2 separate regions of the Homo sapiens genome follow, and region 2 is linked to region 1. A link is a contact called in ENCODE Hi-C or POLR2A ChIA-PET data. All regions are on one chromosome and are shown on one strand. The core of a region is the stretch at or near the end of the contact, and the rest is flanking DNA. Distances in the headings are between cores, read along the strand shown. Region 1 has its middle 7.2 kb from the start of LINC00862. Region 2 has its middle 7.9 kb from the start of KIF14.

The links. Hi-C counts contacts between places; a loop is a spot of excess contacts on that map. ChIA-PET counts read pairs that join two places held with the same protein, here RNA polymerase II (POLR2A). Pooled maps may share reads with other maps.
Region 2: a map with no recorded cell type shows a loop between it and region 1 (8-fold over the local background). The contact joins two enhancer-like sites. A Hi-C loop is called at or near these places in 2 of 37 single-sample maps with no recorded cell type and 2 of 50 pooled maps. POLR2A ChIA-PET finds 5 or more read pairs at or near these places in 3 of 52 experiments (HepG2, WTC11 and activated naive CD4-positive, alpha-beta T cell).

The regions. Positions count from the first base shown.
Region 1 is chr1:200,378,193-200,383,807 of GRCh38, reverse strand. No RefSeq gene overlaps it. Among named protein-coding and RNA genes, the nearest start is that of LINC00862, 7.2 kb to the right of the region's middle. RefSeq lists an enhancer at 2,987-3,036. Within about 2 kb of position 4,352, at least 5 of the 41 ENCODE cell types and tissues checked have a DNase peak (open chromatin) inside an H3K27ac peak, as active enhancers do.
Region 2 is chr1:200,625,812-200,631,432 of GRCh38, reverse strand. No RefSeq gene overlaps it. Among named protein-coding and RNA genes, the nearest start is that of KIF14, 7.9 kb to the right of the region's middle. Within about 2 kb of position 3,057, at least 3 of the 41 ENCODE cell types and tissues checked have a DNase peak (open chromatin) inside an H3K27ac peak, as active enhancers do.

The DNA.
Region 1 (5,615 bases), core at 3,103-5,602:
AACCAGGAGTAAAGTTAAAGGGGTCTAGATCTAATTTCATACTTATTGCTGATGAAAGAAGGCCCTGTTAAGTAAAACCTTTTCCTGAGAATCTAGATATAAGGAAAAAAAAATACAGAGTATATTAAAGTTGCTACATTAAGGCAAAATGAAGAAATTAAAATGGCTTTAAATTTCTACATATTCACTGTTGAATTAGTGAATTGAATATTTTTATAATGTGAAAATTAAGAAGTATGACAGGAAACTTAAGAGTTAATTGTTAAAGTGAATGGACTAAGAGATGGTGCTGTAGTTGGAATCTTGAAGTTTTTAATTTTTTTTAGTTGTTTTTAGAAATATAGTCTTATATTTCGAGAGCAGTTTGAACTTTGAACTGTCAGAATCTGTCTTAGAATCTATCTGGGGTCAGGTGCAGTGGCTTACAGTTGTAATCCCAGCACTTTGGGAGGCCAAGGCGGTGGATCACCTGAGGTCAGGAGCTAGAGACCAGCCTGGCCAACATGATGAAACCCTGTCTCTACTAAAAATACAAAAATTATCTGGGCATGCTGGCGCATGCCTGTAATCCCAGCTACTTGGGAGGCTGAGGCAGAAGAATCGCTTGAACCCTAGGAGGTGGAGGTTGTAGTGAGCTGAGATCGCACCACTGCACTCCAGCCTGGGTGACAGAGCAAGACTCGGTCAAAAAAAAAAAAAAAAAAAAAAAAAAAAGCATCTAGTTGGAATGGGAGGACTTGGATCATTCATCCAAGGATAATATATCAATTGCTTAGAAAGCCTTTTACCAAATCTTATTTAAAAATAAAATTATATGTTGTCATATAGCAGCCTAGAGTAGAAGTATGAGAACATTTTTCTTATACTTTCCTCTAGCCAGCAATAAACTATTTACATCATCCTTAGATCCTAGTCACTCATTTACTTGTTCATTCATTCCTAAAAATTTGAGTATGGGGTACCAGGCACTGTGTCAGGTGCTGGAATACAGTGATAAACTAAGATAGTCAAAGTTCTTGCTCTCCTGGAAATAACATTCTAGTGGGAGTAGACAGACAGAAAATAGCAAACAAACAAGATAACTAGATTGTGCTAAGCACTGCAAAGTAAAGACACAGGATAATGAGCTGGAGAAGAATGGAGGTGGGTGCACTTTAGATTGCTGCTCCAGGAAGAGTTAAAACACATCTTGGACTGTGTCTCATTTTCTAATGCCCCTAGAAGCAGGCTCTGAGCCCATTTAGTACACATAATTGAAATGGTGAATTAGGAAAGATTCAGGTGGAATGAGGGTGCTCAAAACCTGTTAGTCAATTTGACCAAGAAACTTCTGAAACTGTAACATGATTGACTCTACAGAGACAGTATCTGAAGGGTCTTTTAGGATGGTCCCAATTGCTTCTATTAATATCTCGGCCAGCCGGGCACGGTGGGTCACGCCTGTAATCCCAACACTTTGGGAGGCCCAGGTGGGCGGATCACGAGGTCAGGAGTTCGAGACCAGCCTGACCAACATGGTGAAACCCTGTCTCTACTTAAAAAATACAAAAATTAGCCGGACGTAGTGGTGCATACCTGTATTCTCAGCTATTTGGGAGCCTGAGGCAGGAGAATCGCTTGAACCCGGGAGGCGGAGGTTGCAGTGAGTCGAGCGAGCCACTGCATTCCAGGCTGGGCGACAGAGTGAGACTCTGTCTCAAAAAAAAAAAAAAAAAAAAAAAAAAAAATCTTGGCCATATTTTAATGTAGGATCCATACATAAATTTTAACGCCCAATTTTAAATTATAGTCAGTAGCAAACATGTTATTTTTGGGAAGTCTCTTTTCTGACTTGTTAAAGCAAGTATGCATGGGCCTATAATTCTACAACACAAATTGCGTTTTTGTTTTGATGAGCTCTGTTCCTTTATTCATACATTCATTCATTCAACAAATATTTATTCAGAACTTACTAGGTCCTGGGGATACTACAGTGAACAATAAACAGCAATCTATGCTCTCATGTGATAGCCTCTGGTTATACCGCTTGATTCCTTTTCTTTTTCTTTCTGACTCATATACTGCTACTTTCTGACTTATATACTACTTTCTTACTTTCTGACTTATATACTGCTAATATCACTGCTTAACACCAATTTGCGAAGATAACATTTATGTGACGTAAATAGATCTATTTTATGTTCTGCTGTTCTTAACACTTAAACATTATTATTGCGAGTGATTTTTGTATTCTTTTGGATGTGGGTAATTTAACTTTTATTAAGGTAATTTTAGTATGTTAGATGCTCAACTCATTTGGCCATTAGAGTGCTCTTCTTTATTTAGGAGCGTGTAACTACTTGTCTCTGACTGATTGTGCAGTCATGACATAGCTGGAGTCAGGATCCAACTTTAAACATTGTGAGATAAATCATTTCCACAGTCTTGCTTAAGTGGCCATTTTAGTGTAGAGAAGCACATTTTCCGTTGAAAGCCAATGTGAATGTCTCCTTGACCCCGGGTCTCAACAATTTTTGAGCAACATAGGTATGATGGTTTAGAAAAAGCTTGATAGATTAAAAAAAAAGATTCTGTAAAATTAAAAATTTTTCCTTTGAAGAATTATTGATAAAAGCATGCATTTGAAACAATATAATTCATATATATCAGTAATAAAATGGGGTCTATTTGAGTTTACTAAGCATTAGCTTAGCAATAGCTACATTTCTCTAGACAGATTTCTGAGTTGCTATGAATATTTGATCTCAAGACAATGAAACCTGTAGAAATTAGTAGTTCCTTTTTCCTTTTCAATGCTCTGTATACCAAACAAAAACTGTCACCTTTCATGCATAAACATTAATGACCAGTATCTGTGAGCGCAAAGCCTGTATATTCAAGGTTAAAACTCATTCCCTGCACTATTTGGGGAGATGATTAACTCTTCTTGGTAGCAGACCAGAAGCAAGTGGGGCAGCCCCCACCTCTTCATCTTTCTGTGGAGATCTGTAGGGTTGTCTACAAAACAGCTGCTCCCCACATGTACTGGGTGTGAAAAAATCCATTTTTGAGAAACAAACATCAAAACAAAGGCCTCATAGCTGTGTATTTTTCTACCTTTGGGTCCAGGATCCAAAGTCCATATTGAAATGGCTTACTTGCCTTCCAGAGCACAAGGGTGGCTGCAGGAAGTAGACCCAGAGGTTTTCACAAACCAGGTCTTCCCTGGAAATAGTAGTAGAGGCTCGGGACCCAGATCCCCATGGAACCACCTGGCTGGTTTCTTTAGGGGAGGGCCTGAGCCAGGAGTTTTTCAGGGGCAGAGCCATGTGCCTTTCTGATCCGACTATATTCTGGGCTTAGGTGAATCTATGTTGACTTTGGAGTGGTCAGAGGGGTTGAAGCAAAACTGGCATGGATATTCTGCTGGTTGTCAAATGTTGGGCAAGTGTCCTGCTCATAATTTTTAAAGGACAAATATTTGAAATGAGCTAGCTATTTTAGATAATTTAAAAATTATTTATGTGCTGGTTTATTGTATAGAAAGGAATATGAAATATTGTACATAACTTAAAAAAAGATTAAAACAAGCCTGGCACAATGGCTGGCACCTGTAGTCCTAGCTACTGAGGAGGCTGAGGTGAGAGAATTGCTTGAGCCCAGGTGTTCGAGACTGCAATGAACTATAATTGCACCACTGCACTCCAGCCAGGGCAACAGAGTGAGACCCTTTCTCTCTCTACATATAAAACAGTAGATCAACATTACAAAATGTTAAAAAGAGAAAAAACACCCATAATACTGCTATTCCATTTTTCCTCTGTGCAAATATATTTGAACATGGTTATATTCATAATGCACATATATCATCTGTATTCTGCTTTTCAATTTAATATCATCCTCTATTTTCTGTATATTGTGACAGTCTTCATAATTTATTTTTAATGATAATATAGTATTTCATTAGAAACATGTACTATAGCTAACATTTTTCTGATTATTGGGCATTTAGGTTGATTCATATTTTGTAGTGAACATCTTTTCTTTTGGATCATTTCTTAGGATCAGTTTCCAGCAATAAGATTACTGTGTCAAAGGAAGTAGACATTTTTATGACTGATACATGCTTTGCAAAAGGTTTGGCCTTTTTCTTTGCACAACTTTAAAGGTGAATCATCAGCCATGAGCCAGTGCTTACATTTTTGGACAGTTAATTATTATTCCCATATTAGGCAGAGAGAGAAAAGCTCTGTGCACATCTGATTTTCTTCTTATTGCTTTCATTATATAGAGCTGACGTGTTGAGAAAAATGTCCTGGCTGTGAGACATTCCAGACAACAGAGCCATCACTTTGGAAAAGTTTGGACCAATCCCAATTTTGCAATCAGCTCCCAGAGTTTTTCATATTTCTTTTGGCAAAGATATCTGTCGCTGTGGTCAAATGCAGCTGAATGGTTAAAGTCACAGCGTGAGCTGATCAAGGTGCCTATTTTAGTATTAGGTTGGCAGTCTGTGGCCAGGTGTCTGGGTATTTTGAGAGAAGTAATTTTGTAAAGTAATTTGCAATTCTTAACTGTGAACAGTGCCAGAAGAGTTATATGCAGGTTTTCTGTGGAGATTCTCTCTCTCTTCCAGACCAATTGGAGGATAATCATTGGTTTCCGAAGAAAACACACTGGGCCGGGTGCAGTGGCTCATGCCTGTAATCCCAGCACTTTTGGGAGGCTGAGGCAGGCGGATCACCTGAGGTCGGGAGTTCAAGACCAGCCTGGGTAACATGGTGAAACCCTGTCTCTACTAAAATTACAAAAATTAGCCAGGTGTTGTGGCATCCACCTGTAATCCCAGCCACTCAGGAGGCTAAGGCAGGAGAATCGCTTGAACCCAGGAGGCGGAGCTTGCAGTGAGCTGAGACATGCCATTGCACTCCAGCCTGGGTGACAGAGCAAGACTCCATCTCAAAAAAAAAAAAAAAAAAAAAAAAAAAAAAAAAAAAAAAAAAAGAAAACACTGATTGCAGGGAAATTAGGACACCTTGGTCCTTGCTGAATGTGTCACAGTGTCTGTGCTTTGCAGCAAATTGCTTGACTTGAGTTTTTTCCTTCTAAGAAGCAAAGATATTGGAAACAGGAGTGCCAAAATCCCTAAAATTTTTTAGGTTCTTTGTCCGTTGGATGATTCTAATTGCATGCCCATTTTTGTAGCCAAGGATGTAATTTCCCTATTCATTGGGGCTTCTGTCAGGCAACAATGGAAAAGAATAGGATGTGAAGCACAAACCTATCTTTATAGTTTGTCATTTCTACCAGAAGATATCATGGCATATATAATTAAAACCAATGGCAAAAAATTATTTTGACTACCTGTGGCTTGAATGTACTTACTCTATCCCTGCTCCTCATGAATATGTTAAACATAGAAAAAAAAATAGCATTCACTCTTGCCCAGCAGGTTAAAAGGAAGTCAATCTATTCTGTGGAACTGGTCTTGAATTTACCGACCATTACTTTATTTGCTGACTGTAAAAATTCTAGCTTAAAAAATAGCACTCTCAGCAACATCATTTTCAAACATGAAGGCCAACAGTATTTTATTTAGCATAGCATTTTGAAAATCTAATGGCAATTTGGTAAGA
Region 2 (5,621 bases), core at 1,808-4,307, 250 kb before region 1:
CTACCTCATATAAGTTTGCATGATTCTTTGTTTTATTATATTATTATTATTTTTTGAGACAGAGTTTCACTCTGTTGCCCAGGCTGGAGTGCAGTAGTCTGATTATGGCTCACTGCAGCCTCCACCTCCCAGGCTCAAGCGATCCTCCCACCTCAGCCACCTGAGTAGCTTGAACTACAGGTGCATAGTACCACACCTGGCTAAGTTTTTTATTTTTATTTTTTGTAAAAACAGGGTCTGACTATGTTGCCCAGGCTGGTCTCAAACTCCTTGCCTCAAGCGATCCCCCACTTTTAGCTTTAGTGCTGGGATTACAGGCATGAGCCACCATGCCTGGCCCTACATGATTCTTTGAATCCCAGGTATAAAACAAGAATTTTTGAAATAAAAATTATGGCCGGGAGCCATGGCTCATGCCTGTAATCCCAGCACTTTGGGAGGCCGAAGCGGGCAGATCACGAGGTCAGGAGTTCGAGATCAGCCTGGCCAACACAGTGAAACCCTGTCTCTACTGAAAATACAAAAATTAGCCTGGTATGGTGGTGCGCATCCGTAATCACAGCTACTCAGTCAGGAGGCTGAGGCAGGAGAATCTCTTGAACCTGGGAGGCGGAGGTTGCAGTGAGCTGAGATTGCGCCACTGCACTCCAGCCTGGCGATAAAGCGAGACTCCGTCTCAAAAAATAAATAAATAAATAAATAAAAATAAAATAAAATAAAATAAAACTTATTTAAAATAATACACAAATCAGTATTATTATTCCAACAATAATAAAATATTTAAAAGGAAAATAACACCAAAGAGAAGATGAAACATTTGATTCTACATGTTCAATGTTAAACATTATAAGAATAGAGACTCGTTGCAATTGGAACAAGCTATTAGAATTCAGACACCAGTAGCTATATCTGAGGAGTTAAAATGTTTCTTCGTGGGCATTATTAAAAACCAAATAAACCTGGAAGGGCTGTTTTCAAGTTTCTAGCAACAAGAAACAGAGGGTTTATTCTATTCTGTAATTCTTGTGACAAACTGTACCTACTTGTCTTGAGAGTTACTCATGCTTTTGTTCATCCAGACAGGCCTCGGGTCAGAACCGGCTCAGCAAATGACCCAGATGCTGTGGTAGACAAAGTCTGTGACATATGGTTTCTGCCCTCAAAAGACTTAAAGTTTCACTGGGAAGCCCAGAAGTAGGTTGAAGCATATTGGGTTGCTCTTCAAGCTGCTCCCGTTTATTTTTGGTGGAGGGTGATAGTGGAAGGCAAAGTGCGCAAGCTACGGGAGATGCTGACCCCAAGGGGCCCTTTCTTCAGTTTTCCCTCAGCTGCCACTGCAGATCTTTTTCACTCTTTTCAGAGGCAGTGAGAGAACAGGTCTGTTTGCATTCCTTGCTGTCCAGTCCTACGGGGCGGGTAAAAAAAGAGAAAGATGGGGCAGCAGGGACCCTGGCTTTCCAAGGACTGTGACCATTTTGCCTCATAGCTCTTCACACCTTGGCAGTGGATGGAGAGCCAAAATAACCTTGGCACCTTCCCCTCCTTGTTCCGTGCCCATCTCCCTTCGTGCAGTGCCATCCTCTCCTCCACCTGGAGGCTGGCGCTCTCCTGCTGTGGTCTGACTGCCCAAACCCAGGCCCCTCCTCCAGGCCTGCTTTCCTCATCAGCCCCAGTGCCCCATACCATGTCCTCCGATTCCTCATGACTAAAGTTTGCTCTCACTCCCATCAGAATGTCTCTGATGAGTTCATTCATACTGCGACTTTGGCAAAATGGCTTCCTTTATTTTTTTTCTTGTTTTTGTTTTTTTTCTTGAAGGAACAATTAAATGTCCTATTTGGATAAATCATAAATGGTGGGATTTCAGGAACCAAGAAATATGAAATGATAATGGCTAAATGTATAATACTATGTGTCAGGCAAATGTACTATCTCATTGAATCCTCATAACAATGCAGTGAGATAGGCACTATTATTAGGTCAGTTTTACAGATGAGGAAACTGAGGCACAGAGAAGTTAATTCAGTTGCCAAAAGCCATGCAGCTAATAAGCGGTGAAGCTGGAATTCAAGCCCAGGCAATGTGCCCTGGAGCCTCACCCTTAACATCTACGTGAAAGAGGCAAGAGATATTTCTGGTGTGAGTGTTTTCATGGCAGCCCACAGACCATATCTCTTGGGTGACACTGTGCCATCCAAAGCCTGACCAAAGTCCTGAGATCAAATCCTAAGTGATGAACATTGCCTAACGCTGTCTACTTGAGGAGAATGAGTACAGACAATGATGAAAGCCAAGGAACCCTGGTTCTAGAATGTACCTGACATTATTTTGTTCAACCCCATCAGTTCCCACATGAAGAAATAGAATCAAAGAAGTTTAACTGATTTGACTGGGTCTCCTGACACTTGTTCTGTGACCTGAAAGTGCCAGCCAGTCACCTTCCTCTTCCCCACCCCCACCATAAAATCACTATGCCAAATTATATTGATCCTCAACCTCAAAATGTCTGTCACAGCAATTGCCTTGTTTCTGCCCTGATGCCAGTCAGGTTGCTCATTACCTCACACTTGTCCCAGTACCTTCTCTGACCTCCCTGCCTGTGTCTCTTTCCCCACCCCTCTCTATTTCTCATAACCATGCACAACTGTCTGCTGATGTTCCTCAAAGCCTAGCTTTTACCTTGAATGCAAACCTAGGGTACAAAGGCCTGGATTCAAATCCTGATTTACCATTCTGTCACTGAAGAGACTCAGCCATTGTGGTTAAACACAAAAACAGGTGAGGTGAGACCACAGATGTTTAAAAGCTCAGCTCGCATCACTGAACGGGACAGAGGCATCAACCTACAGCATTGGGCCAAAGTAGCAACCTCAATAAGTCAAAATCAGTACTGAGAGACATGTGAGTTATGAAACCCAGCAGTCTTATCTTTGTTGTGAGCACAGTCGGGAGTGGGGAGAAAGACGGCCACATGGAGGGGGTGGGCGGGATGGTGGGGAGAAAGGGAATCCCCACATCCGCTGCCTATTGCACTTCTCAATGAAAACGTCACCCCTCCCTAGAAGTAGAAGCAGAAATGAAACTTTAGCCAGAGCTAAGGGTTATAGCAGGGCAGGAAGACCTGAATTAGGAGAAAACTCTGTCTATGAATATGACATAGACAGAATATGAAAGAGTCCCCTCTTTACAACTCCAAGGCACTGAGTAGAGACAGCGAGGGAGCTTAGCTCAGAGGAGCCAGGATCAGGCAGCCTGCATTCAGGTGCACACCTACCACCCCAGAAAAGCAGGACCTCTGTCCTCAGTGTGCCATTCTAATTACTCCACACTATGTACCTTTAAAACAAAGGGAGCATGGAGTTTACTGTGTCCTGAGGTAGGAAGCTAAGTTTACAGATGAATCTGTGATGAAGGAGTATCAGTTGCTACATTCTAGGAATGGACCAGATTACTAAAGATTTAAACAGTTTAGGGAAATGGGCAGAAATGAGGCTAATGAAATTCACTCTCACAAAGCTGGAAGGTCATGCATCAAAGTAGTATCCATGAGACATTTAAATGGAGCCCTAATAGGTAGAATTGCAGAAAATAATGAGGAAAGAGCCCTAGGGCTAGATAATAATATCATCAACAGTCTAGTTGCAAACAGGGGATTTCCTTGTAGAGCAAAGTAATAGTTCCTCTCTGTAAATGGTTTCTCACATCTCATTTAGAATCCTGGGTGCAATCCTGGGCTTGTAGCTACCCAGAAACTGAGAATTGTGTTAAAAAGGGAACAAAAGAGAAAAAAGGAAAGGTTGGTCTGGGACTCAGGAACATGCTATATAATATTTTTTAAAGGCATTTTTTTAACCTCTTCTCGAGCTGAGTACAAAAAAAAAATCATTCCTTAAACTGTGGTTCAGCGGTCATGAGTATCAAATAAGGGTCCCCGCAATTATTTTATCTATCTATGTATTAATTTATTTACAGATGGGATCATGCTCTGTTGCCCAGGCTAGAGTGCAGTGGTGTGATCATATGTCACTGCAGCTTCCACTTCCTGGCCTCAAGCGATCCTTCTGCCTCAGCCTCCCAAAGTCTTGGGGATTACAGGCTTGAGCTACTGTGCCTGGCCCACACAATTCTTTTTATGTCTTTGGCCTCACCCTTTTGCTGACTTGGCACTTTTCACGGGCATATACTTTTGAGGTAAGACTTCAAATTATAGGGAGAGAGTGGGGGGTTTTAAGCTGAGAGAAAGGAAGTGGAATAATTTTGAAGTTAGCATTAATTTCAGTACATCAGGTACATATAAAATCAGGTTATTGTAGAACCATCAGTTCAGGATAAGTTCCAACTTCATGAAATCAGAAACGCTTCAAACCACAGCCCTTTGCCAGCAGAGATCAACAAAAGACCAGATCAAAGGCCAGAAAGGCCATGGAGTTTGTGGCCAGAGAGACATCAGGAGATGTGGGGATTCCAGCCCTTTTCATCCAGTTAGAATGCAATTCTCTTATGATATTTAATACATTTTGAATCCACATCCTAAGACCCTGCTATCTCTTTCCTGTATGCAATGAGAGAAAGGGAGAGAGAGAGACCCCTTAGACCTGTGCCATCCAATATTGTGGCTATCAGGCACTTAAAATGTGGCTGGTCTTGTAAATGCTGTGAAGTGTAAAAATTTAACTGAATGCCTGAAAGAATGTAAAATATCTGAATTTTTTTTTTCCCGAGACAGTCTTGCTCTGTTGCCCAGGCTGGAGTGCAATGGTGCTATCTCGGCTCACTGCAACCTCCGCCTCCTGGGTTCAAGCAATCTCGTGCCTCAGCCTCCTGAGTAGCTGGGATTACAGATGCACACCATCACCCCCGGCTAATTTTTGTATTTTTAGTAGAGACAGGTTTCACCATGTTGACCAGGCTGGTCTCGAACTCCTGACCTCGTGATCCACCCGCCTCGGCCTCCCAAAGTGCTAGGACTACAGGCATGAGCCACCGTGCCCGGCCATGAACATTTTTTTAATGTTGATTATGTATTGAAATGATAATATTTCTGATGTATTGGGTTAAATAAATTATTAAAATCAGCCAGGTGCAGTGTCACACTCCTGTAACCCCAGCACTTTAGGAGGCCAAGTCAGGAGGATTGCTTAAGCCCAGGAGTTCGAGACCAGCCTGGACAACATAGGGAGATCCACATCTCTATAAAAAAAAAAAGATTAATTAAATAAAATAAATTGTCCCTTCTCTTTCTACTTTTCTTAAAGTGGGTACTAGAAGGTTTAAAATTCACATGTAGCTCACACTATCTTGCACAGTCCTGCTTTAGACTTCCAGACAGTGGAATAAATTATAGGATAGCAGTTTGCATTGCCCTTGTTAAATTTCTGGGATAAGGGAGAAAACTGATAAAATGAGAGTTTGTTTTCATTTTCTTTTTTCAGGAATATAATATCAAATTGCTCAGGCCCAATTGCTGTCAGTTGGAGTGGATGTTTGGGTTTAATGAATGCTTGTAGTACAGAAACTTATTAATAATATTTAAAGAAATACAGCTGGGAGAAATACAGGACACAGTGAATGGGCTCATTCTTTGGCATAATTTCATGTGAATTAAATGAAACCCATAAAGT